Linked DNA regions of Homo sapiens: region 2 is linked to region 1. Evidence: read pairs that join two places in POLR2A ChIA-PET (ENCODE). Cell type or tissue: HCT116. All regions are shown on one strand. Each heading gives the region's core, and the rest is flanking DNA. Links, peaks and the distances in the headings are about the cores only. Region 1 holds the start of TOP2A (DNA topoisomerase II alpha). Region 2 overlaps RARA (retinoic acid receptor alpha).

Region 1 (15,726 bases), core at 7,646-11,645:
CTGTTCCTTACCCCCACCCAGTCATGATGATCTAAAGAGCAGCAGAAGCTGGGCCCCAAGCCAGGGGAAAGCCAGACAGCCTGAAATGGAAAAGAGCTTTGCTCCCAGCTTGGGATGCACAAACTGTGGGGCAGTCTGCACTGGTCCTGCAGTCCGAGCCAAGGGTTCAGATCTCAGCTCTGTCCTTATTAGCTGTGGGCTTGTCTCTTCACCACTGTGAACCTCAGTTTCCTTATCTGTAAACTGGGGATGCTATTCCCTACTTCACTCTGGCAGGCTGTTAAGGAGGATCAAATGAGGCTGTCTATTAAAATGACAGACTTGTATACCAGAAAGCAGGTTACAAATTGATGGTGTCCTTATTATGACCCTCTTGGGTCTCTTCTGATGCTAAGATTCTATGATGATTTGGAGTGAAAGGATAGAGAGAAGAGGAGGGAGTACTAGCAAGGGAAAAACCAAGAGAGGGAGGGGCTGAAAGAGGGAACAGGACAGAGAGATGGAAAGGCACAGACAGGTGAATAGATGTGATGAAATGAAAAACTTGCAGAGGTGGGAGAGATTTAGAAACAGATATGAAATCAGATATCAGAAAACAGATATGAGTAGGTGGTGGGTGGATGACAGGTGATGGCATTATTTGGGTAGAAGAGTGGTTGAAGGTCCTGTGAATTAAGGGTCTGGGGTAAAGTCTCCCTCTTCATTCATTTGTTCATTCTTCAGAGGAAAGAATGAGGTAGTAGCTGTCAAGCTAGACCAAGTCTCAGAGCCCACATCTATCCATCAGGCTTGCTCCCAGCAGCACCCAAGAGCCCTCTGAGGGCAATGGACTGGAGGATGGGTTTCTGCTGTTCCTCAAGTCAGACCCCTGGGTTCTGAGTCCAAAGTCCGAGGCAGGGGTCAGCTACCTGGAATGCTGGTCCCCTGCCCCCACTCCCCACCCTGACTTCCACTAATGAATGGGAGTTTCATTAGGCTCTTTCAGGCCACACTGACCTGTACTCCTCAGTACCTGGCTCCTACACAGGCAAACAAGTAAGCAGGCATGGGATAGGGGAGGGAGAGAAGGTGTACAGCCTGAAAAGGTGAGATGGTCAGGGAAACAGATGGATGCTGGGTAGAGGCACACAGCACTCCACCCCCTCCTACTCCTCTCTTCTTGGGCCCCACCCTATTGCCTCCCAAGGACCTTATGTGGAATGTCAGAGCTAGGGAGAAAGTGACAGGTTCATGTGACCCTATTCCCCACCACATGAGGAGGCATCACTGGCTTTCTCACCCCATCCCCCAGGTCAGCTTGCCGCCCCGTTGCAGTCATCTATGGTTACACCTCTCTTTGGGCCTTAGTTTTCCCATTTGTACAATGGGGAGGTGGGACTTAGTAATCTAAAAGCCAGCCTGATTCTAACCTCTCTTCCAAGCCTATCTCATCCTGCTCCCAACTCACCTTCTGGATGTGCCTGCCCTGCTGGGCCCCCTGAATGTCAGATAAGTGCCACCCTGGGTGAGAAATCTCTGGGCCTTTGGGATCCTCTGGGATGGCAGTGGAGGGGAGGTGGGTGAACAAAAGGAAGACTAAGGAGCTGGAGTGAGACAGAAAACCCTCTCCTCCCTGCTTCCATCTCTACTGCATGTCCCATTTGTTCCAGCAGGGAAAGCAGGGGCAGAGGAGTACCCCAGGACAGAATGGGCCTCTGGCTTTCCTGGTGAAAGGGAGCTTTAGGGATCCTAAGATTCCCTGCTCCTTAGGAACTCCCCAGGGGACCCCCAGACCCTCCTCAGAGACCCTAGCCTCCCAGCACCCTCTGTGGCTCCTGATTAGCACTACTTTTGGAAGGAGCAGCTAGACCAGCGGTGAGGGTGGATGGTATGCAGTTGGTAGGAAGTGGGTGGTGAGTTGACGGTAGGCAGACAAATGGGTGGATGGTGAGTGGGTGGGGAGGAGAGTGAATGGTGGATGGGGCTGAATGGATGGTGGGTGGGTAATGAGTAGGGTGGGTGGACGACAGGTGATGGTATTATTTGGGTAGAATTGTGGTTGAAGATCCTGTGAATTAAGGGTCTGGGGTAAAGGTGATGACAGGAGTCTCAAGCTAAGAAACCATATTGTCTCTAACTATAGAGACCATCTCTATATTTACACCCAAGTGCTGGGATAGGACCTGGAACTCAGTAGCCCCACCCCCAGGACCATCTTGGATTTCCCTAAGTGATCTCAGGGCCGTGGGCACTTTCCCGTGTGCACGCTCTACTCCCAGCAGGGTTCCCAGGCTTGGCCCCACTGACTGCCCCTGTAAGAGACCCCTACCTTCGAATACACACCCCTACTTCTGTGGTTCACATCCATGACTCCAGCCTCTTCTTCCAGTTGCAGGGTGGAATTGGGCCTCTGGACCTCCTGGCAGACCAGGATCTCTATGACCACTAGGACCTTAGGTCTACTCTGGCCATGAAGGGCCCCAGGACCACCCTAGATGCCCAGGAGTTTCTGGGCTGCCAGGAACCCTGTGGACACTGGGCCTTTCAGGGTTGCCCAGCCCAGACAAGCTCCTGGGAATCCATGGAGCTCAAGAACCAGTGAAGCCTCTGGGCCAGGGTCTCCTCAAGGACAACCAGGCCAGCCAGGTCTACAGGTGAGAAGAAGCCACCTACCCTGCCAGCCCACTCCTCTGTCCCAAGCCCTCCTGAAACCTCCCTTGACACCCCCCTTGTAACTTATCTTAGGTGACTGCTCACTTATCACTGAGCTTTTTAGCCACCCTTTCTCTAGATATCCGATTGCCACAACTAGAGTATGAGTTAAGAGACATTGATGGCCGGGTGCAGTGCCTCACACCTGTAATCCCACCGCTTTGGGAGGCCAAGGATGGAGGATCACGAGGTCAGGAGATCGAGTTCATCCTGGCTAACATGGTGAAACCCCATCTCTGCTAAAAATATAAAAAACTGTCTGGGCATGGTGGTACGTACCTGCAGTCCCAGGTATTTGGGAGGCTGAGACATGAGAATAGCTTGAACCTGGGAGGCAAAGGTTGCAGTGAGCCAAGATCGTGCCACTGCACTCCATCCTGGGCAACAGAGCGAGACTCCATCTCAAAAAAAAAAAAAAAGAGAGAGAGAGAATCGACAACTGCGTCTTTCTTTCTTCCCCTTCCCCTTGTTTCTTCAGTCTCTTCCTTCCTTCTCTTTCTTTAGCATCCCCTCCCCCATCCTTCCCTGCATCTTTTCCTACAACAAATGCTGCTTACATGGATGACACCGTGTCCTACACATCCCTGTGTGTTCGGAAACTGACGCCTAATAGATGCTCAGTCATGCCTATTGGCTCACTAACCCTGTACCTCACTCCCCTAGGATCTCCCCCTGGGGGGTTCCCCAGGGGCTGGAGAGCTCATCTTATCCTGTATTCTACCCCCCTTCCCAATACAGGATAGAAGAGAGAGCAAGGCTTGCATAGTGGGAGAGGCTTGGAGGGGCCTCCTGGAGCCTCTAGTCCACCTGGAAAGGTGATCTATGCTCAGGTGGGTCTCCCTGAGAGAACAGAAGAGGCCCGTGTCCTCAGGCCAAGGCTCCCTTTCTTTATGGCTGCCCTTTCCTCTTTCTCTTTTACCTCCTTGTGATGGTTAGTACTGAGTGTCAACTTGATTGGATTGAAAGGTGCAAAGTATTGATCCTGGGTGTGTCTGTGAGGGTATTTCCAAAGGAGATTAACGTTTGAGTCAGTGGGCTGGGAAAGGCAGACCCACCCTTAATCTGGCTGGACACAATCTAATCAGCTGCCAGCACAGCTAGGATAAAAGCAGGCAGAAGAATGTGAAAATACTAGACTGGCTTAGCCTCCCAGCCTACATCTTTCTCCCATGCTGGATGTTTCCTGCACTCGAACATCAGACTCCAAGTTCTTCACCTTTGGGATTCGAACTGGCTTCCTTGCTCCTCAGCTTGCAGATGGACTATTGTGGGACCTTGTGATCATGTGAGTTTAATATTCCTTAATAAACTCATATATATATATATAAACTCATATATATATAAACTCATATATATATACTCATATATATATATATGTATATAATATCCTATTAGTTCTGTCCCTCTAGAGAACCCTGACTAATACACTCCTCTTCCTCCTCAAAACAACATCCTCAAATATTCCTGTCAAATATCACCTCCTACCATTAGGGATTAATTCCCTTGGCTTTGAGGAAGCAGTGTGTACAGTAGAACATCCAATAGACCAGGAATTGTGATCTTACACATGTCAATTTTTTTTTTGAGACGGGGTCTTGCTCTGTCACCCAGGCTGGAGTGCAGTGGTGCGATCTCACCTCACTGCAAGCTCTGCCTCCCGGGTTCATGCCATTCTGCCTCAGCCTCCCAAGTAGCTGGGACTACAGGCGCCCGCCACCATGCCCGGCTAATTTTTTGTATTTTTAGTAGAGACAGGGTTTCACCACATTAGCCAGGATGGTCTCCATCTCCTGACCTCATGATCCACCCGCCTCGGCCTCCCAAAGTGCTGGGATTACAGGCGTGAGCCACGGTGCCCAGCCACACATGTCAATTCCTATATGTCAGTGAAGCCTATGAAAATGTCTTTCTCGGCCGGGCGCGGTGGCTCACGCCTGTAATCCCAGCACTCTGGGAGGCCGAGGTGGGTGGATCATGAGGTCAGGAGATCAAGACCATCCTGGCTAACACGGTGAAACCCCGTCGCTACTAAAAAATACAAAAAATTAGCCAGGTGTGGTGGCGGGTGCCTGTAGTCCCAGCTACTCGGGAGGCTGAGGCAGGAGAATGGTGTGAACCCAGGAGGCAGAGCTTGCAGTGAGCCGAGATCGCACCACTGCACTCCAGCCTGGGCAACAGAGCGACTCCATCTCAAAAAAATAAAAATAAAAGAAGAAGAAAATGTCTTTCTCTTCTCAGAATAAATAATTCCAGATGCCTCCCCTGCCCTCTCTTCTCTCACCTATCTGCTCATAATTTAAGCCATTGGCAATACCCTGCCACTCCCCTCATTGTTTCATCTGCTCCACTTCTCTCAAAGTTCTCTGGCAGAAGTGGATGCTCTCCCTCCTCCCTACTGCCTCTAATGCCACCATCATTACCCCTAGCACCTTCTGCCTCCAGGTGTTCCCCCAGTAACAGAAGAAGGAAGGTGTCTACAGAGACACTCTGTGACTGTCCCCTGTGACTGTTTTGCCTCCGCTTCTAGAGGACAGACATAACCTGGTTCCTCAATCAGACCCCTGCTGACATTTTATCCACTTCCCAGCTAGGAGCAGGGTTCATTAGCCCTAGTGGAGAATTCCTCTCCCCTTTTACCTATGAGATGCAGCCCTACTCAAGAGAAGCTTTCTCTGAGACCCTTGCAACTGACCCCTTTTTCCCCTTCTGGGTTTTCTTTCCTGCAGCTTCCTCACTGGGTGTCTTAGTCTGTTTCATGCTGCTATAACAGAATACCTGAGATTAGATAATTTATTTAAAGCATGGATTTATTTCTTACAGTTCTAAAGACTGGGAAGTCCAAGATCAAGGGGCCTGCATCTGGTGAGGGCCTTCATGCTGTGTCATCCCATGGCAGAAGGCAAAAGGACAAGAGAGCAAGAGATCAAACTTGCAGCCTCAGCCTCAAGTCCTTTTATAATTGTCATTAATCCATTCATGAGCACGGAGTTCATGACCTACAAACCTCCCGTTAGGCCCCACCTTCCAACACTGTTGTGTTGGGGATTAACTTTCCACACATGCTTTTTGAGGGACACATTCAAACCGTAGCACTGGGTCTTTGAGTCCAAGGTAGAGATGTTCCTGCATAGCCCCAGTGTCCCCAAGGACAGCCCAGCTGATGCCAGCAATGAGTACTGTACCTTCCACTGAATCCAAAGAGGATGCAGCAAACTGCTGGTACAGTCATCCCTGGCTTCCATAGGGGCATAAGCAGAGGCTTGTGTGGACATTTCCCTTCACTTAGGGGTTTGACAGCCCAGCCACCTGGCCAGAGAGCTGGCTTTCCTGCACAAGGGGTCTGGTAGCTGGGTGTGCTGCCTCCAGGTGGACAATGATAGTGCTAATAATACCATTCACAGAAGGCCTCCAGTGGGTGGGCATTGTACTAGGTGAGGGTACCAAAGAAATAAGTAAATCCCTGACTTTAGAAGAGCTTGTGGTTTGAAGTGGGAGACCTGTGGGTAAACACACAGTGCTGTGTAATAGAGAGAAATGCACAGGAAGCCAAGAAAACAAAGACAAACCAAGGCTGGTTAGAGCAAGCTTCAAAGGAAGGTGATATTGAGCTGGGTGTGTTGGGTGACAGAATCCCAGCTTACTCTGCAGGCTGAGGCAGGAGGATCCTTGAGCCCAGGAGTTTGAGGTGATCTTGAGCAACATAAGAAGACCCCATCTCATAAATAAGTAAATAAATATTTTTTTTTAAAGGAAGTGACATTGGATCTGTGTCTTGAAAGATCAGTAGAAATTCACAATCTTGGGGACACTGCCTAACTCTTGCAAGCCTGAGTTGCCTTAGTTTAAAGGATTGTTGTAAAGATTAGGGAGAAAGTTATGTGCAGTGCTTATAATTGGCATTCAACAAACTATAATCAGCAAAACTATTGTTGGAAATAGAGTGTGTATCAGTCAGGATTCCCATCTTCCTGCTCCTGTAGCTTCTCTCATGATCAGGAAGGAAGACAGAAAACCACATAAGCAGCACTTAACTCCAGGCCTTTGGGAAACACCATTATTTTCTTCAATCCTAAACAGAAGGATCTAACTTTCTATTTTCTTCAGGTGAATAATTTGCTCCTAGCACCACTCCACCCTTTCCAACCTGCCTAGTGTCTCAGATCGTCAGTGAAGGGGACCCTGTAGACATAAACTGGCCCTGATTGCCTTGGAGATAGCAGCAGGGGGGGACAACTGCCGGATAACGTCGGAGGGAAGACGCTCCAGAGACGTACTTTTTTATTCCTCTTCCGAGGTAGAGGATTCCAATGCAGAAGTTCCTCGGTGATGACCTTCCATGTTCCACAGTGACCAAATAAAACATACTGAGGGCGATCATTCAAGTAGCCTGAGGACTATCAAGATACTCAGTCCAGTTCTGCCTCCCTTTCCTGGTGTGAAAAGCTGAGAGAACAGAGAGGCCCAGCCCTGGCCTCTGCTGTCAGATGGGAGGGCTACTTTACCACTTCCATTCTGTGGGCTGCAGAGGAAGGATGTAGGGAGCTGGAGAGTTTAGGGGTGAGGAAGCAGCAAGGGGCTCATTATGTTTGCCCAGGTCTTGCTGATCAAGTCTCCAGCAGGCATAAAACTAAGGCCAAGCTCCAGTTCCAGCAGCTGCCATCGGCAGGCACTGGTGCCAGAGAGGGGCAATTGGGGATGTCTTAGGGAGCTGGCAGAGCCCCAGCCATACCACTAGGCCACGAGATGGGGGAAGGGATGTCACATAAAGAGTGAAAAGGATCCGTGGCCCTCCTCTGCCTCCCCATACACCAGGGTTCAGCCCCGATGGGCTTGAGCTCCTCTGCAGCCCTGGTTGGGCTCTGTGGGGGGGAAAGGAAGACAAAGCTGCAGGCATACCCTGATTTAAACCAACTCAATAAATGAAAAGTCATATTTGGAATTACAGTGTCAGAACTTGAAAAGCCCTTAACAGTAATTTACCCATTAATTTTAAAAATCTAAGCAGTGGAGCCCTGTGTTTAATGAAGTTTTACACAGAACCTAAAATATGAAAAGATGAAAGTGGGACTGTTCTGGATTGGTTAACTGGGCCTCACCTCCTCCAAGTGCTTTCACTATCACCTCTCTCTTTTTTTTTTTTTTTTTTTTTTTTTTTTGAGACGGAGTCTCACTCTGTCACCCAGGCTGGAGTGCAATGGCGCGATCTCGGCTCACTGCAAACTCCGCCTCCCGGGTTTGCACCATTCTCCTGCCTCAGCCTCCCGCATAGCTGGGACTACAGGTGCTCACCACCATGCCCGGCAAATTTTTTTTTTTTTTTTTTTTTGTATTTTTAGTAGAGACAGGGTTTCACTGTGTTAGCCAGGATGGTCTCCATCTCCTGACCTGGTGATCTGCCCGCCTCGGCCTCCCAAAGTGCTGGGATTACAGGCGTGAGCCACCATGCCCGGCCTCACTATCACCTCTCTGAGACTGTGAAGAAGGCATTTTGCAACCCAATCCTCTAGCTGGGGTACCTCAACTTCAGTTTACAGGTGGGGAAACTGAAAACTAGAGAGAGAAGGGGATTTACCCAAGCTCGTGCAACTAGGGACAGCAGAGCTGGTCTGGGACTTCTCACCACAGCACAGTGTCCCTTACTTTGGTCCAAAGATTTAACTTTTCTGCAGAGTTCTTAGCACTGAGTTCCCAAGTCTACTGATAATCTATCTTTATCTATAAAAATTACATTCTTACACAAACGTGTATAGACAGGTATGCCTGCCTTCAATGAGGTGGGGGAAGGTGACAGGGGTGAGAAGGGTGACCTTACTTTTAAATTTTCAAATAGGAGGAAAAATACAAAAAGCAACTCTTGGCTGGGTGCAGTGGCTCACGCCTGTAATCCCAACACCTTGGGAGGCTGAACTGGGAGGACCACTTGAGCCCAGGAGTTGGAGACCAGCCTGGGAAACATAGCAAGACCTCGTCTCTAAAAAAAACATTTTTTTTAATCAGCCAGGCTTGCTGGCACAGGCCTGTAGTCCCAGCTACTTGGGAGGCTGAGACAGGAGAATCGCTTGAGCCCAGGAGTTTGAGGCTGCAATGAGTCATGATGGTGCCACTACACTCCAGCCTGGGCAACAGAGCTGAAACTGTGTCTCAAAAAGAAAGAAGAAAGGAAGTCTTCCTTTCCCTCCACCTCCTTACAATTCCTTCCAGATATTCTCAATCCATATATATATACATATATATATACTCAATCCATATATATACACATATATGTGTATACACATATATGTATATATAATATATACACATATGGGTATACACATATATGTATGTATAATATATATAATTTTATTTACTCAAATGGAATTATGCTCTAGACAGTATTTGCCTCACTTTTTAAAAAACTTAACAGTATATCTTAGAGATACCTCCATATCAGTACACTTAGACCAATGTCCATCTCTTTAATAGCTGCATATCATTTCATTCCATTAGCTTGCTGCCAGTTATTTTCTATTAAAAACAATATTGCAATAAATAGGCCGGGTGCAGTGGCTCACACCTGTAATCCCAGCACTTTGAGAGGCCGAGGCGGGTGGATCACTTGAGGTCAGGAGTTCGAGACAAGCCTGGCCAACATGGTGAAACCTCATCTCTTCTAAAAATACAAAAATTAGCTGGGCGTGGTGTCATGTGCCTGTAGTCCCAGCTACTCAGGAAGCTGAGCCAGGAAAAATCACTTGAACCCAGGAGGCGGAGGTTGCAGTGAGCCGAGATTGCACCACTGCACTCCAGCCTGGGCGACACAGCAAGAATCCGTCTCAAAAAAAAAGAAAAAGAAAAAGAAAAGAAAAAGAAAACCACCAACATTGCAATAATCCTATACATATGTACATACATCTTTGCACAATTCCACAACTGAATTGAATTGATTGAATTCAGTATTCCTAGAATTTAAACTGCTGAGTTACAAGGTGTGTACATTTTAAAATTTTTGATGGATAGGGAACTTCTGTGCAGACTTAGGGATTACTCAACTCTGGTCCTGAACTGCTCCCCTCTGTAACCTCCCTTGCTCTCCTCCCAACTTTGTCCACATTTCTTTGACAGGGGCCACCTAGAGGCTAGGCTGTATGGGACATTTTGGGTTTTCTTGGCCTCCTCCAACCAGAGGCTGGTATCCCTGGTAAAAAAATAAACAAATAAAAATAAATAAATAAATAAACTGACCAGGCTCGCCAGTTGTCAACCTCAAGGTAAACAGAGCTTCTTGGCCCAGCCCTAACCACCTGAGTACTCTGGCGCTGGCTCAGCCTCATCCAGGAATTCCCAGTGGGCTCCAGCCTAGCCAGCTCCAAACCCCAAATCCAGAGCCACACTTTCAGTCCAGCCTCCTTCTGCTGGGAAAGCCTGCAAAAGAGAAGAAATGCTGCTCTTTCTAGGGGACCTTCCAGATCCATGAAGGGGACACTATGCCTCCAGGACCTTCCCTCCCCTTGCCAAAGAGCAGAAAGAACGGAAGCACACAACCCAGGAGAAAACAACCAAAGAATACTTATAAAAGGAACTTATCTGCATATGCAAATATACCTCAAAAGACTTGAGGAGGTTCAATGAAAAAGACTGTCAGAGAAGGCTCCCTGGGTAGGAGAATTTTGAGCTGGTTTTGGAGAAGGAATTGGTGGGACTAGCAGGGAAGGAAGATCCTGGAAAGGAGCAGAGGTAGTCATTGTTAACATGTCTTGAGCACTTATTACTTGCCAGACAATGCACTAAGAATTTGGTGTAAGAATTTTGCAGAGTGGGGCAGGGTGGGTGGATAATGAGGATAGCTCACCCTATGAAGAGCAGGAGGAGGTACTCCCATTATCCCCATTTTAGATTGTTAAAAATTATAGGCCGGGCGCCGTGGCTCACGCCTATAATCCCAGCACTTTGGGAGGCCGAGGCGGGTGGATCACGAGGTCAGGGGTTCGAGAATAGCCTGACCAACATGGTGAAACCCCATCTCTACTAAAAATACAAAAATTAGCTGGGCGTGGTGGTGGACACCTGTAATCCCAGCTACTCAGCAGGCTGAGGCAGGAGAATTGCTTGAACCTGGGAGGTGGAGGTTGCAGTGAGCCAAGATCACACCACTGCACTCCAGCCTGGGCGAAAGAGCGAGACTCCGTCTCAAAAAAAAAAAAAAAAAATTATGGGAGGTTGGCTGGGAGCGGGGGCTCACTCCTGTAATCTCAGTGCTTTGGGAGGCCAAGGCAGGCAGATCACTTGAGGTCAGGAGTTCAAGACCAGCCTGGCCAACATGGCGAAACCCGCCTCTACAAAAATTAGCTGGGTGTGGTGGTGCACGCCAGTAATCTCAGCTGCTGCAGAGGCTGAAGCAGGAGAATTGCTTGAGCTCGGGAGACCGAGGTTGCAGTGAGCCGAGATCGCACCCCTGCACTCCAGCCTGGGCAATAGAGTGAGACTCCGTCTAAAAAAAAAAATTATGGAGGCCATTGTTTTCAACTGAGCTCCTACACTAGGCCCCAAAAGACTAGACCAAACCAAGATGGAGTAATTCGTGCTAAATGCCATGTAATCCAACTGAAACTTTAAAGAAGCAGATAGATTCCAAAACAGACCACTTTTTCCTGAAAACAGGAGAGTCCAATCTACCTAAGTCAGTTTAATAAGGAAGTCCCCTCTGCTTTAACTCCACAAAAAAGTAACCTGAAGTACCTGATGTTAACCAATCAGGTTTTTTCCTATTGCTGTTTCCTGGTTCCCACCTTACAAAACCCACCATTCTGCTATTGCCCAATGGAAGCTTTCATTCTATTTTGTAGAATGGGGGCTGCCCCAATTCATGAATCACAAATAAAAGTCAATTTGATCTACAACTGAACTTGTAAGGGAGACTGAGTGACTTGCCCAAAGTCATATACCCAGCAAATACCCTAGTCAGGGATCTGCCTTAAGTACTCAACCACATATTCAAGTACAGGTTGGGGGAGGGAGGGGGTAATGTCCAGGTAGCTACTTTGGGCCCCTGCAGAGTGGGGGCAGGGTGGGTGGATAATGAGGATGGTATCTTTCCCCTCCCCCCACCACAGCCCCCTGGAACTACCCCCAACCCCTTCTTGCCTCCCAGGACTGGCAGGCACCTGCAGTTCCCTCTTTTTTTTTTTTTTTTTTTTTTTTTTGAGACGGAGTCTCGCTCTGTCGCCCAGGCCGGACTGCGGACTGCAGTGGCGCAATCTCGGCTCACTGCAAGCTCTGCTTCCCGGGTTCACGCCATTCTCCTGCCTCAGCCTCCCGAGTAGCTGGGACTACAGGCGCCTGCCACCGCGCCCGGCTAATTTTTTGTATTTTTAGTAGAGACGGGGTTTCACCTTGTTAGCCAGGGTGGTCTCGATCTCCTGACCTCGTGATCCACCCGCCTCGGCCTCCCAAAGTGCTGGGATTACAGGCGTGAGCCACCGTGCCCGGCCCTGCAGTTCCCTCTTTGTGTGCAATGCCTTCCAGGCCCACCCATCCCAGACCCCCACCACTATTCTTTCTTCAATAGTCCCCACAAGTCCTGCAGGACCCCCTGCAATAGGCTCTGGGAAGAGGGAGGGACTGGCAGAGAAATAGCTTGTACCCAGAAGAGAAGGGGGGTGGGCCAGAGCAAGACCACCTTGTGCTACAGAGCTGGAAAAGGATTGTCCCCGACACTTGCATATCTCATTTTGCCCTCTGTGTCTTTGATAAAGGATAATGGCATGGGGAAACCAAGAGACCCAGGAAGAATTCTAACTTAGGTGTGTGTGGCCCCAAAGTCCTTTTGTGTTTTTTGTTGTTGTTGTTGTTTGTTTTTTTGAGACGGGGTCTTGCTCTGTCGCCCAGGCTGGAGTGCAATGGCACGATCTCGGCTCACTGCAACCTCCGCCTCCTGGATTCAAGCTATTCTCCCACCTCAGCCTCCCGAGCAGCTGGGATTACAGGCACCCGCCATCAGGCATGGCTAATTTTTTTTTTTGTATTTTTGTAGAGATGGGGTTTCACCAAGTTGTCCAGGCTGGTCTCAAACCCCTGAACTCAGGTGATCCACCCACCTCAGCCTCCCAAAGTGCTGGGATTACAGGCGTGAGCCACCACACCCGGTCCCCAAAGTCCTTTTGACTCCACAGTACTTCTTCTGGGTTTTTGGAACAAAGACACACAGGATCCAGCTAAACTGCAGGACAGATTTAAAGCTGGGCCCCTAAAAAATAGGGCTGGAGCTGCTTGTTAAATTCCTGTTGCCTCATTGCCCAGTGGGTCACTGCAGGCTGGGATGAGCTACAGGGTAGAGGCCGGGAGCTGCAGAAACTGAGCTGCCATCCTTGGGGAAGCATGCCCACCATCCCCACTACCTTGGAGGTAGTGCGTTCTAGGAGGTAGAAGCCAGCATGGCTGGTTTCTGTCAGGGCCCTCGGGTGTCCTGCAGAGAGTGGCATGCAGGCCCTGGATCCCAGGGCCTGGTCAGTCTTCTGGCTGAGCAGAGGCTACTGGCCAAGCTTCCCTACCACTGCTCTGAGCCCCTGGTGGTCCTGTGCTCTCTAACACATGTGGTGAGCAGAGCAGAGCTGGGAACACGCAGAGACTGCTGGAGGCCAGGGAGCCAAAGGTCAAGAGAGCAGAACAATGCCGAAGCACCATGCCTATGGTTTCCGAGTGCCCCTAGCCCATGGGCAACTTCCATCCTTGGCTTCCTGCCACATCATACGGCTCCCCATTGGCCCTCCCTTGACACACTGTGGTTATGTAACAATGGTTGACCTCTGGTTTCTTTTAGAAGAAGAAAAAAAAAATTACATCCACAATTGTCACACCAGCCTAAGGAAAATTCCTGCTACCTAATACTGTCAGCCCACTGTTTACCTTACACTTCTCTCATGTAACCCTCACACTACTCTGAGATCATAGTTAATTATTCTTTTTAGGAGAGGAAACGGAAGCACCGAGAGGCTTCCTCCATCGAAATGACACGAATGGCAAATTGCTGAGTTGGGACTGAAACCCAGGTAGAGGAAGGAAGCAATGAATGGAAAGAGGTGGCTCAGCTGGAATTAGTAGGCACTCAAATTGTGCAGTTTTTTTTTTTCTGGCTTCTTGTAAGGGTAATAACTTTGTTTAATCCACTCAAACATTTATATGTAAGAGTAATTTTAAAACTTCAGTCTTCGCCGGGCACAGTGACTCACACCTGTAATCCCAGCACTTTGAGAGGCTGAGGCGGGCAGATCACTTGAGGTCAGAAGTTTGAAACCAACCTGGTCAACATGGCAAAACCCTGTCTCTACTAAAAAAATACAAAAATTAGCCAGGCGTGGTGGCAGGCGCCTGTAATTCTAGCTACACGGGAGGCTGAGGCAGGAGAATCGCTTGAACCCGCGAGGTGAAGGTTGCAGTGAGCCTAGATCGCGCCATTGCACTCCAGCCTGGGCGACAGAGTGAGATTCCATCTCAAAAAAAAAAAAAGCAACAAAAAAACAAGCAAACAAAAAAGCTTCAGTCTTGGCATTTCCTTGTCAAATTGGAACAGCTGTTCTGGACTGCAGGGTTCACGGAGGTGAGCAAAAGTAGCCAGTCGGAGGGTATCTGGCCAGCTGGCTGCGGAAAAGGTTTCAGCCCCGGACGGCTGAGCCCACCCTCAGCTCAAGAGGCTACCACCACAAGTTATCCCTTTCGATTTACCAGTTGCAGTCCAGCGCTGCTCTACTGGGGACCTGAATGCTGCCCTCCATTTTGCAAAGCCTTTCTACATCCTTCCACTATATGGAACCCCCAAACCACAACTGTGGCACTTTTATTTTAATTATTTTTATTATTTATTTATTTATGTATTTATCTCTTGAGGTGGCCTCGCTCTGTCACTCAGGCTGGAGTGCAGTGGAGCAATCACGGTTCAAGGCGCCTCGATCTCCGATCCCCGGGGCTCAAGCGATCCTCCCTCCTCAGCCTCCGGAGCTGGAGTTACAGGTGTGCGATGCCTCGCCTGGCTATTTTTTTTCCTTTTTGGGTAGAGACGGGGTCTCGCTATGTTGCCCAGGCTGGTCTCCAACTCCTAGGCTCCAGCGATCCTCCCGCCTCGGCCTCCCAATGTGCTGCGAATACAGACTCCAGCCACCGCACACAGCCTACTTTTATTTCTTTGAAAAATGAATTCGAGGGTAAAGGGGGCGGGGTTGAGGCAGATGCCAGAATCTGTTCGCTTCAACCAAGCAGCCAGGCTGCCTGTCCAGAAAGCCGGCACTCAGTTTCCTCAGGAAAACGAAGCTAAGGCTCCCATTCCCCTCGCTAACAACGTCAGAACAGAGGACAGTTTTTAGATTTCAGGGATCTTAAATAGATTGGCAGTTCCTGGAGAATAAACATCCTTTGCTTTTCTCCTGCACACTTTTGCCTCAGGCCACCCCTTCCCGCTTCCAAAGCCCATCTCTTCCAAGCTTTCCGCACGAGAAAACAAGTGAGCCCTTCTCATTGGCCAGATTCCCTGTCAATCTCTCCGCTATGACGCCGAGTGGTGCCTTTTGAAGCCTCTCTAGTCCCGCCTCCCTAACCTGATTGGTTTATTCAAACAAACCCCGGCCAACTCAGCCGTTCATAGGTGGATATAAAAGGCAAGCTACGATTGGTTCTTCTGGACGGAGACGGTGAGAGCGAGTCAGGGATTGGCTGGTCTGCTTCGGGCGGGCTAAAGGAAGGTTCAAGTGGAGCTCTCCTAACCGACGCGCGTCTGTGGAGAAGCGGCTTGGTCGGGGGTGGTCTCGTGGGGTCCTGCCTGTTTAGTCGCTTTCAGGGTTCTTGAGCCCCTTCACGACCGTCACCATGGAAGTGTCACCATTGCAGGTACGGCTCGCGGGGGGGACTGGCGGTGGAGCCTCCGCGCGGCCCGGGCATCTCTCTGGCCGCCCGTGACGGGTGAAGCTCTGGGGCTGCGGTCAGGCCGGCGACCGGCTTGGGAGCCCATATTCTCCATTCCCGGTTCCGGGGTGATCGTGGAGAGGCGGAAGCCCCTTCTGGTGCTAGTAG
Region 2 (15,726 bases), core at 3,033-7,032, 89 kb after region 1:
ACTAATGGCGAAGAGGACAGAGTGCTTCCATGCCTTCGGGATCTTTCAAATGATGGAGCAAGGCTCTGCGCTCACAGCTGCAAGGCGCTAAGGGACCTGAGACTCTGTCCCTGCCATCAAAGACCTTGTGGTCAGGAAAAGATGTCCCAAATGGTTACAGCTCATGGCAGGAACAGGGGAGAAGCAACTTCTGGGTAGCGAGATGAGTGTTGTTAAAAAATAAATAAGGACCCACAGGCATTCTAAGTAGGGAGGCAGAGTGTGGCAAGCAAGGGGGAACATCTGTGAAGATTTCTGGGAAGAGGCGGCATTCAAGATGTTCCTTGAAGGATAGATAGGATTTCCGGAGCTGGAGAGGAGAAGCTAGGGCAAGAGGCCCGTTCTGGGCAACAGCAAGGTCATGGGGCAGGTCAGAGCAGAACACAGTGTCCTGGGGCAGTGGGAGAAGTGGGAAACAAGGAAGGCTCTGGCCCGCAGCTGGGGCTGGGGGGCCTCCAGCGGCAGCTGTCTGCAGGCCTGGGGCCCCATCCTGCTCAGCCTTATCCCTCCCTCAGCTCCTTCTCAGGGCTTTGCGTTTAGTAAGCCCTCAGCAGGTGCAGGCCAAACTGGCCCCCACTTGTGCCAGGCAGGGCCCCCTCCTGTCCCCAACCCCATCTGGAGGGGACAACAAACAGGAAATCATGAGGCCCAGTGCCAGGTGGACACTGGCTCCCAGTATAGAGTGGCACCATCCCCCAAGACAGTACCCAGCTCTACCCTGCCCCTCACTATCACAGCCTTGCTGGGTACGTGAAACTCACCAAGGGCCTCAGCAGGAAGCAGGCGACCGTGGCCTAACGGCAACTCGCCCAGCCAAGGAGAGATTAGAAGTTTTGCTCTATTTTTTTATTTTTATTTATTTATTTGAGACAGAGTCTCGTTCTGTCACCCAGGCTAGAGTGCAGTGGTGTGATCTCAGCCCACTGCAGCCTCCACCTCCCGGATTCAAGCAATTCTCATGCCTCAGCCTCCCAAGTAGCTGGGATTACAGGTGTGCACCAGCATGCCCAGCTAATTTTGGTATATTCTGTAGAGATGGGGTTTCGCTATTTCGCTATCTTGCCAAGGCTGGTCTTGAACTCCTGAGCTCAAGCAATCCTCCCACCTCGGCCTCCCAAAGTGCTGGGATTACAGGCATGAGCCACCGTGCCCACGCTTTTTTTTTTTTTTTTTTTTTGAGTCCAAGTCTTGCTCTGTTACCCGGGCTGGAGTGCAATGGCGCGATCTCGGCTCACTACAACCTCCACCTCCGGGTTCAAGTGATTCTCCTGCCTCAGCCTCCCGAGTAGCTGGGATTATAGGTGTGAGCCACCGTGCCCAGCCAGAAGTCTTGCTTTAAGGAGGAGGAAACAGATTTGGAGAGAGCTTGGGTGACCTGCCCAAGGCCACACAGGAAGAACTGTCCTTTAAGACTCCTGCCCATGGAAGGCCCTTGGTCTGTGGGCTGGTTGAGGTTTCCAGCAACCCAGAAGTCAAAATGGGGAGGGGAGCACCTCTATTTCTGACAGCCAAAGGTTGAGTGGCCTCCAGTCAACCCTGGGAGGCCCAATCCCTCGCTGTGCCCCAACTCCACAGAGGAGGAGGAGGAAGAAGGCACTGCCCCAAAATGACTTAGAGATGGAAACCACTTCCTCTTCCCACAGACACTACTCCCTCAAAGGGCAGGCAGGCCTGCACTGGTACAGCCCCATAAGCAACACATCCCTTGGCATGGGGTAGACACAATACCTCGGCCCTGACCCACCTAAAAGGAAGACGGGCTTCCTTCCCTGAGTTCCCTCCCCGCGTCTATGCTGGGATCTTGTCCAGAGGGAACCTGTGCATTATCCTTGCTGGGAGATAAAAGGTGAGGGACCCCATTTTCATTAAAAACTCCATGTCATGTTCTTTTGTCTGACTCTACATTTCGGACTCCAAGAAAGGCATTGCTAGGCAGCACTCCCTCCACCTGGGCTGTCCCTCTGCCTGGGCTGTCCCTCCGCCTGGGCTGTCCCTCCTATTGTCCAGGGAAAGAGTGGGAAGCAGGGAAGGAGGCAGTATGCACAGACTGCAACAGCGAGGAAGTGGCAGAGGATAGGAAGAAGGGAAGGACACAACCTCCTCCTTTCTGCCTTCTGCTGGGGCTCACCCAGACCCTCGGGCATTCCCCAGTCTCTAGGCACACGAAGCAAACATGCAGCCACCCTTTTGGGGCTCCCATCCCCGGCTCCTCTGTTGATGGCTTGCAACTTCTTTGCCTCCATCCACAAATTGAAACAAATTAAGAATAAGAACTGTGGCTTTTACATTCTGTTCCTTCAGTGTCTGGAGATCGGGGGGAGGGTGCCCGCTGAGTTCTGCAAACTCCCGTGGGCTACAGCGGGCAGATTTGGGGGTGGGGATGGTGTGAACAGATTGTATCCACAGCTTCCAGGACAGGATGGAGATCTGGCCCAGGCCCCTTATCTTTCTTTCTCTCCAGCCTTCAGGATCCAAAACAGAGAGGAGGGGGTATGGCTTGGGCCTTCCCTACACCCCCTACCGGGGAAAGGTAGGTTCTAAGGCAGAGAAAGGGCCTCTACAGTGGGGAAGGGGGTTTCAGTCAGCACTAAGCCCCACCCCCCACACTTCCCACACCCAAGAGTGTGCCCCACAATCCACTCTCAAAGCTGCCTATGTAGATGGTGGAAAACAGCCCAGCTTTACAATCCTACAGTCATGATTCTGCAGTACTTTAACCTCCCCCAGCACTGTGTCCTCTGTGTAAGTGGGGATAATGTCCCTCTTCCAGGATTGCAGGGATTAAAATTTGTAAAACACAGACAAAGCCCCTGACACACAGTAGGTGCTCTATAGATGTTAGCATCCCATTCTCTCCAGCTCCCACCTACAAAGGGTCTGGGTCACGGCCAGGCACAGTGGCTGATGCCTGTAATCCCAGCACTTTAGGAGGCCGAGGCGGGCGGATCACAAGGTCAAGAGATGGAGACCATCCTGGCCAACCAACATGGTGAAACCCCACCTCTACTAAAAATACAAAAATTAGCTGGGCGTAGCGGCACACGCCTGTAGTCCCAGCTACTTGGGAGGCTGAGGCAGGAGAATCGCTTGAGCCCGGGAGGCAAAGGTTGCAGTGAACCGAGATCGAGCCACTGCACTCCAGCCCGGGTGACAGAATGAGACTCCGTCTCAAAAACAAAACAAAAAAATAACAACAAGCCGGGCGCGGTGGCTCATGCCTGTAATCCCAGCACTTTGGGAGGCCGAGGCAGGCGGATTGGGAGGTCAGGAGATCGAGACCATCCTGGCTAACATGGTGAAACTCCATCTCCACTAAAAATACAAAAAATTAGCCGGGCATGGTGGCATGCATCTGTAGTCCCAGCTACTTGGGAGGCTACAGGAGAATGGCTTGAACCTGGGAGGCAGAGGTTGCGGTGAGCCAAGATCGTGCCACTGCACTCCAGCCTGGCTAACAGAGCTAGACTCTGTCTAAAACAAATAAATAAATAAATGAATAAATGTCTTTGGCCAGGTGCAGTGGCTCACACCTGTAATCCCAGCACTTTGGGATGCCGAGGTGGGCGGATCACCTGAGGTCAGGAGTTCAAGACCAGCCTAATAAGGAGGAACCCCATCTCTACTAAAAATACAAAAAAATTAGTCCAGCATAGTGGCGGGCGCCTGTAATCCCAGCTACTCAGGAGGCTGTGGCAAGAGAATCGCTTGAACCTGGAGGCAGAGGGTTTCAGTGAGCTGAGAGATTGCACCACTGTACTCCAGCCTGGGCGACAGAGCAGGACTCCGTCTCAAAACAAACAACAACAAAAAAGAAACATGCTCAGAGAGGTTATCAGCAAGTTGTATGTGACATAAATGTCCAAGTTGTTGTTGTTTTTGAGACAGGGTCTTGCTCTGTCACCCACCAGGCTGGAGTGCAGTGGCGTGATCATAGCTCACTGCAGCCTCAACCTCTCAGGCTCATGCAATCCTCCCACCTCAGCCTCCCGAGTAGCTGAGACTATAGGCACACGCTACCACACCTGGCTAATTTCTTCTCTTTGGTAGAGGCAGGGTCTCACTATGTTGTCCAGGCTTGTCTCAAATTCCTGGGCTGAAGTCCCTACCTCAGCCTCCAAAAGTGCTGGGATTACAGGCAGGCGCCACTGCACGCAGCCAGTGTCTTAAGTTTTATTTTATTATCTTTTTTTTTCGGAGACAGAGGCTCGCTCTATCCCCCAGGCTGGAGTGCAGTGGCATGATCTCGGTTTACTGCAACCTCTGCCTCCTGGGTTCAAGCGATTCTCTAGCCTCAGCCTCCCGAGTAGCTGGGATTACAGACACGTGCCACCTCGCCTGCCTAATTTTTGTATTTTTAGTAGAGATGGGGTTTCACCATGTTGGCCAGGCTGGTCTCAAACTCCTGACCTCAGGTCATCCGCCCGCCTTGGCCTGCCAAAGTGCTGGGATTACAGGCATGAGTCACCACGCCCAGCCCAGTGTCCAAGTTTTAAACTCAGCACTAAATGCCTACTCCACAGCCCCCAGTCAGACCCCTTTGCCCATGGAATTCCCAGGGTGAACAAAAAAAGGCAGATCAGTTCTCCCCTCCAGCCAAGAAAGGTTAAGAACCCAAACGAAAGACCACTCCTCTTTAAACACTCTGTGCCCTAAGTCACTCCCCCTCCCAGCCCCAACACCAACACACAGACAGGCTGACTCTCCCTCCTTAGCTCTGGATTTAATTCCCCCAAAACACACTCAGCTCTCTAACCCTCTCACCCAATACACACAAGTCATTAATCCCCTTCCCAACACACACCCAACCGTGACCCCACCCCCAAAACACACACAGCCCTGACCCGTAGTGCACACAGAATCTGAGACCTCCACAGTAAACACCAGTCTTCAGAGACCAAGCCCCAGGGGCCAGTTTAGGGGGCGGGGAGAATCGCCGGACCATCTCTAGGGCTCCCACCCTGGCTGTAGCAGAACAAATACACAGCCCTCCCCACAGTGACCTGGAGAGGGTTTCTGTTGGTCCCATAGGCTACTAGGTCTCTGAAGGGCGCACCCAGGCCACCTAATGTGCTGCCTCCTCCCCACCTGGGGAAAGGGATGAGGGGGAGGAGGGACCCAACACCTTTGTTGGATGGGGAATGGGAGTAGGAAGCCTCATCAGCAAGAATTCCTACAAAAAGGGTATGGGCAGACTGGGGCATACCACTGCTCCTGCAGGAATGGAGGACCATGGATTGCCACCTCTCCTGGGAACTGCCTCACCCTCAGCACCAGCCCTAAGGCCAGGCAAGCAGGGAAGGCTAAACTGCCTCCATCTCTGAGGCCAGGCATGTGATAATTTTATCTGCCATGCTTTCCTACTCAGAGCTCAGGAGCTCTGTCCACCAGGCAGCCCTGGCTCTGCAGAAGGAGGGAGATGCCAGGCTCCCTCAGACCCATGGCCACACCTTGTCCCAGAGAAGAGGAAGGTCAGTGAGAAGCTCAGAAGCTAAGGGTCTGGGCAGGGAGAGAAGTTGTTGTTGTTTACTAGGGAGAGGGGAGGGGCAGGGAAACCAAAAGGCTCACAGAGGGAGGGGGCAGGAAGGGGGCATTGCCTAACCTGGGTGGAGAAAGCCGAAGAAGGCTACACTTGCCTGAAATGTGGGCACCCCACCCACATTTGGGGAGAAGGTTACCAGGATGGGAAGCCTTCCCCACCCACCTCTAAGAAAGAGGAAGAAGCTTGCAACATTGAGGGGAGGGGAAGGCAAAGCATTTGCTCCCTCTGGCCAGGATGGGCAAGGATGGGGCCAGGCCCCAGCCCCCACCTCCAACCCTCCAATGAGCCCAGGCTCCAGATGGACAGAGTGTCTGGGAACTCTGTTGCCATCACCTGGGTTAGGACAAGTTGTCCACAGGCACCAGGTCGCAGGTCCCTAACTCCTCCCCCGTCAAAAATCCTACCCTGAGCTGGGTGCAGTGGTACATGCCCATATCTCCAGCACTTTGGGAGGCCAAGATAGGAGGACTGCTTGAGCTCAGGAGTTTGAGACCAGCCTGGGCAACATGGTGAGACCTTGTCTCTATGAAAAATCAAAAAATCAGCCTGGTGTGGTGGCACGCACCTGTAGTCCCAGCTACTCGAGAGGCTGAGGCAGTAGAACGCCTTGAGCCCAAGAGTTCAAGCCTGCACTGAGCTATGATCATGCCACTGCACTCCAGCCTGGGAGACAGAGTGAGACCCTATGAGAAAAAAAAAAAAGAAAGAAAGCCAGGCACAGTGGCTCATGCCTGTAATCCCAACACTTTGGGAGGCTGAGGCGGGCAGATGACTTGAGGCCAGGAGTCCAAGACTGGCCTGGCCAACATGGCAAAACCCCATCTCTACTAAAAATACAAAAAAAATTAGCTAGGTGTGGTGACACGCACCTGTAATCACAGCTACTCGGGATGAGGCATGAGAATCGCTGGGAGGCCGAGACTGCATTAAGCCAAGATGGTGCCACTGCACTCCAGCCTGGGCAACAGAGGAAGACCCTGTCTTAAAACATAAAAATGGCCAGGCGCGTTGGCTCATGCCTATAATCCTAGCACTTTGGGAGGCCAAGGCGGGCGGATCATGAGGTCAGGAGTTCAAGACCACCCTGGCCAATATGGAGAAATCCCGTCTCTACTAAAAATACCAAAAGTAGCCGGGCATGGTGGCGTACGCCTGTAGTCCCAGCTACATGGGAGGCCGAAGCGGAAGAGTTGCTTGATTCCGGAAGGCGGAAGTTGCAGTGAGCCGAGATCGCACCACTGCACTCCAGCCTCGGTGACAGAGCAAGACTCTGTCTCAAAAAAATAAATAAATAAATAAAAATAAAACCCTACCCTGTCAGGAAGCAGACAGTCTTCTAGTTCCAGTGATCCAAGTCCAGAATGTAAATCACAGTCCCTTTAAATGCAGTGAATATTCTACAAAGATACACCAATGCATTCCCTAGTAGCCCCAAACCCCAGAGGCTGGCCTCTCCCCATCACTAACACAGACTATAGGACCAGACCAGAATCAGAGTCCCCAGACTCCATCCATCCCATACTCCTATATGAGGTGGAGAGAAGAGACAGCAGAAACAGAAGATGAAGGTTTGATAAGGGGTGGCAGGAGAAACTGAGGCAGCACCTGCCTGCCCCCTGGCCCCAGGGCATAAAGGGCGGGGAACACAAAGAAACACAGACATAGAGTCCCTGCTCCTGGTGGCTGGTGGAGCCTGGGAGGGAGGGGGCCACAGCTAAGCCAGAGGAGGCGATCCAGGAAGCAGTGGTGGTGGTGGGCACCCAGCCAGTGCGGGCAGTGAGGCGCCCAGCCAGGGCCTGCCCCAGGGACAAAGAGACTCCCTGGCTCCGGGGAGAGAGCGCTGCCCCCACACTGAGAAGGGGGCACTGACCCAGCCCAGCCAGGCACATAGGGCAGTGGTGCCAGGCAGCTTGCCAGCAGCCGTGAGAGGGGTGGTGGGTGCACAGGGCAAGGTGTGCAGTCCCTGCTGGCCAGGAGAGGTGGGGACACGTTTCCCAGGTCAGCAGCTGACCAGCCGGCCAGCCAGCAGCCCATGGCCCATTCTGCTGCTTCCACCCTCTCCCGTCCCAGGCCAGGCCCCGGCTCCCTCCTCCCCCCAGCCCTGGCCTGGCGCCCAGCTGGGCCCTGGGGGCCAGAGTTACTGTAAGCGGCCTGGCAGGCCCCAGCCCTGGACTCTGCCAGCTGGCCAGAGCTGCCGCCACCTCCCACTACCTGGCTCGGCCAGCCGGCGAAGGGTACTGAGACCCCTGCCCAGCCAACAAGTGACCTCCATGGCAGAGGGTGGAGGCAAGGAAAACACAGGCCCTGCCAAGACCATGCATGCGTCCGAGGCCAGAGTCCAGGCCAAGTGTCCCCTCCTGGGACACTCACCCTATCCACCCAGCTAGACCGTGGGCCCCTCCCTCTCATCCTCCCCACAAAGGGAAGCACATCCTAGCATGGCCGGGGGTGGAGCTGGCAGGGGGAGAGGTGGGGTTCCAGCCAGCCTTCCTCGGTCTGCTCCTTCAAGCCCTTTCCCTCAGAGGCACTGAGTGGGGGTGGGGCGTAGGTGGTGTGCTGCTCTCACTCTAGGTAGAGCTGCCATTTCCATCAAATGTCAAGAGGTTTGTTTACCCACCTCCAACCTGTGTGTCCAGTCCTTGGAGCTATTTATAAGGCCCCAACAGCAGAGCACAGAAGAGGGGTGCGAGGGCCACTGCAGGCCAGAACAGCATGGTTTCATCTCCCCCTCTGCCACCCCCAACTTCAAACACAACCACCATGATCAGCCTATAGGCCATAGGGCTTTCATTTTTAAGACCTCAAATGATGGTCACCCCAACTGGAGAAGACCTTGTCGCTCACCGTGCCTTCCACTCACAGCAGAACAGACGTGCCCAGAGCCCAAGCTCTGAGGCCTGCCACCCTCCACAGTCCCTTCCCACCCCAGCCCCCACACCCAGACTTACTGGCTGGGGATGGTGTGCTATATCCACTAACTGGAAGCTGGTGCTGGAGAGTGGTCAGAGCGCCTGGCGGGGAGAGTCCACCCAGCATAGGGGGGAAGAAGAAGGCGTAGGGAGGCACCGGGTACCCATTGAGGTGCCCGCCCCCAGGTGTCGGGCAGGAGCTGCTGTTGCTGGCCATGCCAAGCGGCCACAGTCAGAAGGGAGGCAGACAGTCTGGCAGGGGGCTCTGGTGGGCTTCAGACCACCCCTCCTCGGGGCATGGGGCCTGGGCCCAGATGGGGTTTGGGTGGTCAGCCCACCCGCCCTGTCCTGGAGCTGCTGTCCAAAGAGGGCAGGCTAATCTCAGTCTCCTGGAGCCCCCACCCTAGCTGGGGGCCAGGTGGGTTGGGGGATGTCTCAAGAGCCGGTCCTTTGGTCAAGCAGTTCTGTGAGCTGGCACTTTTCCTGGGAAGGTCCAGAGCTGGCCTTCAGGGCACCAAAAAAGATGCCACTCCTAGATGGGCCCCAGCTAGGTGGCTGAGGGGGCCATGTCCTGTGATGCTGCAGAAAAAAGAAAGACAGGTGAGTGGGCACTGAAGAACAGGCACACAGGCATTCCCCGTGGAGCTCCCCAACCTGGGCTGCCGGAGATTTTCCCGTGGCACCCAGCTGAGCAGACAGCTGGCACCATGCCTGGCTGGCAGAGATGACCTGGAAGCAGGGCCCAGACACTGCTGGGGGTGGCAGATAGCACAGCCAGGCTGGGGAGACAGGGACAGAGCCCAGAACCTTGGAGGGCCTCTCACCCACAGTCCTGAGGGGAAAGGGTCCACAGTGCCACCTCAAGGGATCACTGCAGCAGAAACGGGCAGCTGGCCCTCCTTCCCCCAGTGAGGGTTACCTGAGGTCAAGATGCAGAGAACGTGTGCTGGGGGGGAAGAGGGAGGGGGAGGAAAAGCCGCTTCCCTAAAGCATTGGCACTTCTCAGAAAAATGACTCCTAAGCCAGGGGGCCCCTCTTACACCACTTCCCCCCCAGATCCAAGCCCCAGCACCCCAGACGGGTTTGTCCCACAGGCCCTGGGAGGAGGCCCATTTACGTACACACTAATAGGAAAATGGGAACCAAGGACTCCTAGGTATCACCTCCAATGCTTAACAGCATGGATGGTCCAGGGGTAGGCGATGTGTAGGAGGGCAAGGACCGCCCAGGAAGCCTCCTACCCCCAGGCAATGAAGGAGAGATTGATCTCAAGGTTCACCCACATACTTCTGTCTGCAGAAGCAAAACACATGAACTGGGGTGGGAGGTGGGCAGAAGATGAAAGGCCAGATGCCCCCTTCACCAGTGTGAATACAGATCCACACCCTGTTTGAACAGCTGGCACCAGAGGATATGCACAGATAATACCATGGGGTAGAGACAGAGACAGAGATGAACCCAGAGATTCCATAACACAGTGAGACAGATAGGCAGCAACAAGAGCAAAGAGAGAGAACACGAAGAACATATCCATACGAGGACAAGAGGATGTTTCAAATCCATTTTGGGTACAGGTTATATATAAATACATATGCATGTATTTATATATGAAAAATACATATATGAAAGACAAAAGAAAAGAGACAGACAAAAAGAAACATGGCCAATCAAAAGCACAATGAGGCTGGGGGCGGTGGCTCACGCCTGTAATCCCACCACTTTGGGAGGCTAAGGCAGGTAGATCACCTAAGTCAGGAGTTCAAGACCAGCCTGGCCAACATGGCAAAATCCTGTCTCTACTAAAAATACGAAAGTCAGTTGGGTGCGGTGGCTCACACCTATAATCCCAGCACTTTGGGAGGCTGAGGCAGGTGGATCACCTGAGGTCAGGAGTTTGAGACCAGCCTGACCAACATGCCGAAACCCCATCTCTACTAAAAAATACAAAAATCTACTAAAAAATTAGCTGCGCATGGTGGCAGGTGCCTGTAATCCCAGCTACTTGGGAGGCTGAGGCAGGAGAATCGCTTGAACCAGGGAGGTGGAGGTTGCAGTGAGCTGAGATCACACCATTGCACTCCAGCATGGGTAACAGAGCAAGACTCCGTCTCCAAAAAAAAAAAAACACACACACAAATACAAAAGTTATCCAGGCGTGGTGGCACATGCCTGTAATCCCAGCTACTCAGGAGGCTGATGCACGAGAATTGCTTGAACCTGGGAGGCAGTGAGCCGAGATTGTGTCACTGCACTTCAGCCTGGGCAACAGAGTGAGACTCCATCTCAAAAAAAAAAAAAGCACAATGAGATACCACTTCATACCCACTAGGCTAGCTCTAATAAGAAAGACAGATAATAACAAGTACTGGCGAGGATGTGGAGAAATTGGAATCCTCATATATTGCTGGTGGGAATGTAAAATAGAATAGCTGTTTTGGAAAACAGTTTGGCAGTTCCTCAAAAGGTTAAACACAGCGATGGCATATGACCCAGCAATTCTACTCCTAGGTATCTACCCAAGAGATATGACAACGTAAGTCCACAGAAAGACTTATACATGAACATTCACAGCAGCGTTATTCCTAATAGTCAAAAAGTGGAATCAACCCAAAAGTCCATCAACTGACGAATAAATAAAATGTTGTATGTCCCTACAATGGAACATTATTCTGCCAAAAAAAGAATGAAGTACTGATACTATGATATGGATATTCCTTGAAAACATTATACCGGTTACAAAGACCATGTATTGTAGGATTCCATTTATATGAAATATCCAGGATAGGCACATTTATAGAGACAGAAAGCAGACTTGTGGTTACCAGGAGCTGGGGCGTGGATTTGAGGAATATGGGAAGTGACTGTTGCTGGGTATGGGGGCTCTTTCTGGGGTGATGAAAGTGTTCTAAAATTGATTGTGGTGGTAGTTGCACAACTCTGAATATACTAAAACCACTGAATTGTACACTTTAATGGGTAAATTTTATGGTATGTGAATTATATCTCAATAAAGCTGTTTTAAAAAGAAGAGGAAAGAAAGAAAAGAAACAGGGCCACAGAGACTCAAAATAAGGACTGTCCATTTCCAACACCCCCTATACCTTGCCACTCCACCCCAAGCTCAGGCTACACTAGGTTCCAAGCTCTGAACTCCAGACTCTAGCCTCAAATCTGGAGTCCAGGGGACAAGCACATGGCCAGCATTTGGTTGAAGACCAGGCCTGGGAAGGGGGAGTTCCTGCCAAGGCCACTGTGGAAGAGGCCAGGAATTCTGGCCCAGCTGAGCCAGCCAGCCTGTGTGGAACTGAGGGAGAGAGGGTGGGAGGGGACAGGTACTGGGCTAGGGAGGGGAGGCTGCCCCAGGAGTAAAATCTGGACCTTGCTAATAACCACGATTTTTACTGTTACTCATTATGACAATCATAGGGCCTCTCTCCTCACTCCTGAATAAAGAGCTCCCTTCCTACCCCAGGCCCCTGCCAATTCCCTCCTAGGCTGAGAGGGCTGATGTCAGAGGAACAGGGGCCCCACCCACTGGACCAGTTGCCGCCCTGGCCCCCTCCCAACTCCTGTGGGGCCCCACACAACGGGAACTGGAGCTGGGGGAGCCATGCAAGGGAAGAAGAGGCTGGCAGAACCTCATCAGTTCCTACAGTTGGACCCTCACACACAAATACACATACAAACTCATGCATGCAGGTCTACAGAAAACATCTGGGTGGGCAAGAGCACGCCTGCAGCCCCAGCCTGTGTGTGTGCAGGCATGCATGTGAGGAGAAGGAACCTGGAGATACCATCTCTCCACACCTGGGCTCCACCACACAATGAACACAGCTCAGAAACTGCATGCATGGGCCCCAGTACACAGCTCCCCAAAGACACAACCACAGCCCCACAGTCTCCCAAACTGTACATTCTCCGAACCTCACACAGCCAGGGTGGCCCTTGTACCTGCTGCTTCTGCCAGAAGATGCTCTGAGGTCCTCCCTGTGGGCCCAGCCCATGCACCAGGTCCACAAACACTCAGGTGAATTCACATCCACAGAGGCCTGCCTCTCTCAAGGTGAGGCCCAAGGGGCAGCTAACCCAAAGTGAGGCCTCTGTAACCCACGCTGAGGCCCAGAAAGCCATCACTCCAGATCTCAGGCATCCTGACCCAGCCTTTGGGGGTCGGGAGGCCAGTTTAGTCAGTCCAGCCTGGACCCTCTGGAACCCACCCTTGCTCCCAGAGAAGAGAAAACCACAGCCACCTCAACTCTGCCCCAGTGGAGTTTGAAATTGAATCAAACTTCAATCCCCACTACCCCCACCTCACCCCCAGCCCACCACCCACACACACTACAGGGCAAGGCTGGAAGGCCTCCCCAGACCCCTATCAGAGCCTCCAAAAAGCCTAACCCAGCTCTGCCTGCAAATTTCAGTGCAAATTTACTCAGCTCCCTGGGGAGGGCCTTGAGCCGCAGGAGGGCTAAAGGTCACAGAAATAGGCCAAGGGCCAGAAAGACCAGAGAACAGGGATGGGCAAGGGTAGGGATGACCAGGGTGGGCCCAAAAGGGCACAGACTCTGCCTCAGAAGGTCCATCAGAAGCTATGACCCTCAGAGAGACACCTGGGCCCCAGCCCCCTACACCCCAGGGGTGGAGAAGGCCTCGGCAGAGAATCGAAACCAGTACCAAAGAGAGGGAAAACAAACTACCCACATCCAACCTCCACCCTATGCCAGCCACCTCCACTGCCCACGGGCACCCTCCCCTGAGAGAGAGAAAACCACAGGCCCACACCTCCAATATATGGAGCCTAGCCTAAGCACAGCAGAAAAAGGGGTAGGGGGCTAGAGCACCTGCAACCAGCCCCACACTCCTGCCCACTGGGGCCGCTCTCACCCTCAGAAGGTGCCAGGATCCCTTCTCCAGCATCAGCATCCCTAGCTGCCCACGCGTTACACCCCAGAGTCACACACCTAGAGAAAAAGGTGAGAGCTTTCTGAGCCACGAAGATGGGAGAAAGAACCAGAAGTCGGAAGGGTCAAATCTCAGCTCTGCCACTCTGGGTGACCTTACGCAAGTCACTTAACCTCTCTAAGCATCTGTTTACTCGCCTGTGAACTGCCTACCTCAACAACGAGCTGTGCGATTTCAGACAGGAAGTCCTGGAAAGCACCCAGACCAGAGCTTGGCACAGGGGAGGCCCGGGCAACTGGAGCCCTCCATCCCCATGCCTCTTGCCACCACCTTGGTGCCCCTCAGCAGTCGGCCTGCTTTCCCTTGCCTCACCCCACCCAGGGCAACATCTGTTGACGGGGCCAGGAGGGAGAATTACCCATTTCCCAGGGTCTGCTTCCCTCGGATGGAGGAGAGGGATGTGGGGAAAGGGATATTCGGGGTGTGGGTGGAGGCCTGACCACAACCCATTCCCAAATTCCCTTCTTTCATTTCACAAACCAAAAAAGGGAAACCTTTGGATTTAGGGAGGGGAGAAGGGGAAGAGAAATAGACCATTTCCTCCCTTATACTCAGGACAGAAGAGCAGGGGACCCCAAACTCAGCCGGGACTGGCCCCAACCTCTCTTCCTCATTCATTCTCTCTGTTCTCCAGTCTCCCCCAAAACAACGGTTCCCAAGAAATAGAGGTCAGGCAGTCTCAGAGGGGCTGAGAGAAGGGGAAAAGTATTGGGGAGCTTAAAAGAAGGGGAGACTGGGGGTTTCCTAAGCATTCTAGACAGTTAGTGAATCATATGCAAATGACACCCAGAGCTCAAGCTCAACTTGGGCAGGAGGGACTCTAGCCCTGGCAGAAACAAAGCCCTGCCGCCTTTGGACCCCTGTCCCGCCAGGAGCTGGCCAAGCAGGGCAGAACAGAGTAGATTCAAAACTAGAACCATTTAGAAACTTTCCAGGAAAACACACTCCCATACATACAAAGCCACAACCTCTCCCCTCCCCAGCGCCCCTCATATCTGCAGACAGGGGTTGGGGAGCAGTGATGACTACTCCCCGCTTTTTCAAGGGTCCCCTCTGGCCAAGGCTCTCACCCCTCTCCTCCCTGGCAAGCCTACAATCCGGCCACTCGGGTCCTCTGTTTCCTGTCTGTTCACCAGGGTCTGGGCTGCAGGAAGCCAGGTTAGCCCAGCCTCTTTTTATTTATTTATTTATTTATTTATTTATTTATTTATTTATTTATTTTTGAGATGGAGTCTCACCCTGTCACACATGCTGGAGTGCAATGGCGCAATCTCGGCTCACTGCAACCTCCGCCTCCCGGGTTCAAGCGATTCTCCTGCCTCATCCTCCCTAGTAGCTGGGGTTACAGGCACCTGCCACCACGCCCAGCTAATTTTTGTATTTTTAGTAGAGATGGGGTTTCACCATGTTCACCAGGCTGGTCTCAAACTCCTGACACGGTGATCTGCCCGCCTCGGCCTCCCAAAGTGCTGGGATTACAGGCGTGAGCCACCACGCCCGGCCAGCCCAGCCTCATTTTAAAAGAGGCTTCCCTAGGAGGGCTGGAGAAGGATCACCTGAGGGTGGCTGGGATAGCTGGAGGGTGCCTCTTCCCCACCAACCCCACAGAACCCCAGGCCAGCCTTGCTAGAGCTAGGACTGGTTTGAAAATCTGCCCTAGTCAGTGCAGGCCATAAGCATGTCCTCTTGGGAGTTAGGGGAAGGAGGAAGCCTAGTGTCTCACTTCCGGGTGCTACCACTGCCCATTGCCTCAAGACACAGTGCCTTGTCCCAAAAGAATAGGTCCAATGTCTCCACAGCTTGTACTCCACTCAGCCCAGGGTTTTTCCCCAGCTACACAGAGCTGCAGGACCCCCACACGCCATAATCTCACCAGTGACTGGATACCAGGCAGAAAGGGTGACTGGACAATCCAAGCTCGGGGCAGTCCAGGTTCTAGGAGGAGGAAGTGGGGGTCTCTGCTGGTCAGGGCTGTGCTCCCAACTCCTCCATCCCCAGGGGCCATACCCCAGATCCCCCGGGGGACATGGTCAGGACCTCTGAAGCCCAGGGTGTCTGAGAGGTCCACGTAGAACCAGAACTGAAGCCTCCCTACTCCAAGCAACGAGTAGGTGAAAGGGCAGGGGGTAATTCAGGCCTCAAGAAGAGGGACCAACCCACAGGGAAGGAAAAAAAAAATGGGAAGAGGAAGAGATGAGCCTACTGAGGCCACAGCCAGACCACAGAAATGTGTGGACCATACGCAGGCAGCTCTGTTGGGTGAGGGACCAAAGGGGC

What was found. Peaks named below come from ENCODE experiments on the same cell type or tissue, not always from the same donor. Only the 100,000 strongest peaks of a DNase experiment are listed, where the experiment ranks them.
Region 2: POLR2A ChIA-PET joins it to region 1 with 5 read pairs; 9 of 35 experiments call an interaction of 5 or more read pairs at or near these places.

The regions. Positions count from the first base shown.
Region 1 is chr17:40,417,588-40,433,313 of GRCh38, reverse strand. It overlaps TOP2A (DNA topoisomerase II alpha), which reads left to right and starts at 15,418. Exons shown (of 35, transcript NM_001067.4): 1 at 15,418-15,543. The coding sequence starts at 15,523. RefSeq lists enhancers at 13,212-13,754, 15,423-15,512, 15,234-15,726. In HCT116, for the core only: a CTCF peak has its summit at 9,761 (motif pointing left); a DNase peak (open chromatin) is centred at 9,883.
Region 2 is chr17:40,324,197-40,339,922 of GRCh38, reverse strand. RARA (retinoic acid receptor alpha) reads right to left here. Exons shown (of 9, transcript NM_000964.4): 2 at 8,527-9,066. The coding sequence starts at 8,704. Among named protein-coding and RNA genes, the nearest start is that of RARA-AS1, 11 kb to the left of the region's middle. RefSeq lists enhancers at 13,626-13,685, 14,722-14,791. In HCT116, for the core only: no CTCF peak of the experiment used is centred there; no DNase peak of the experiment used is centred there; H3K4me3 peaks cover 748 bases; H3K27ac peaks cover 1,160 bases.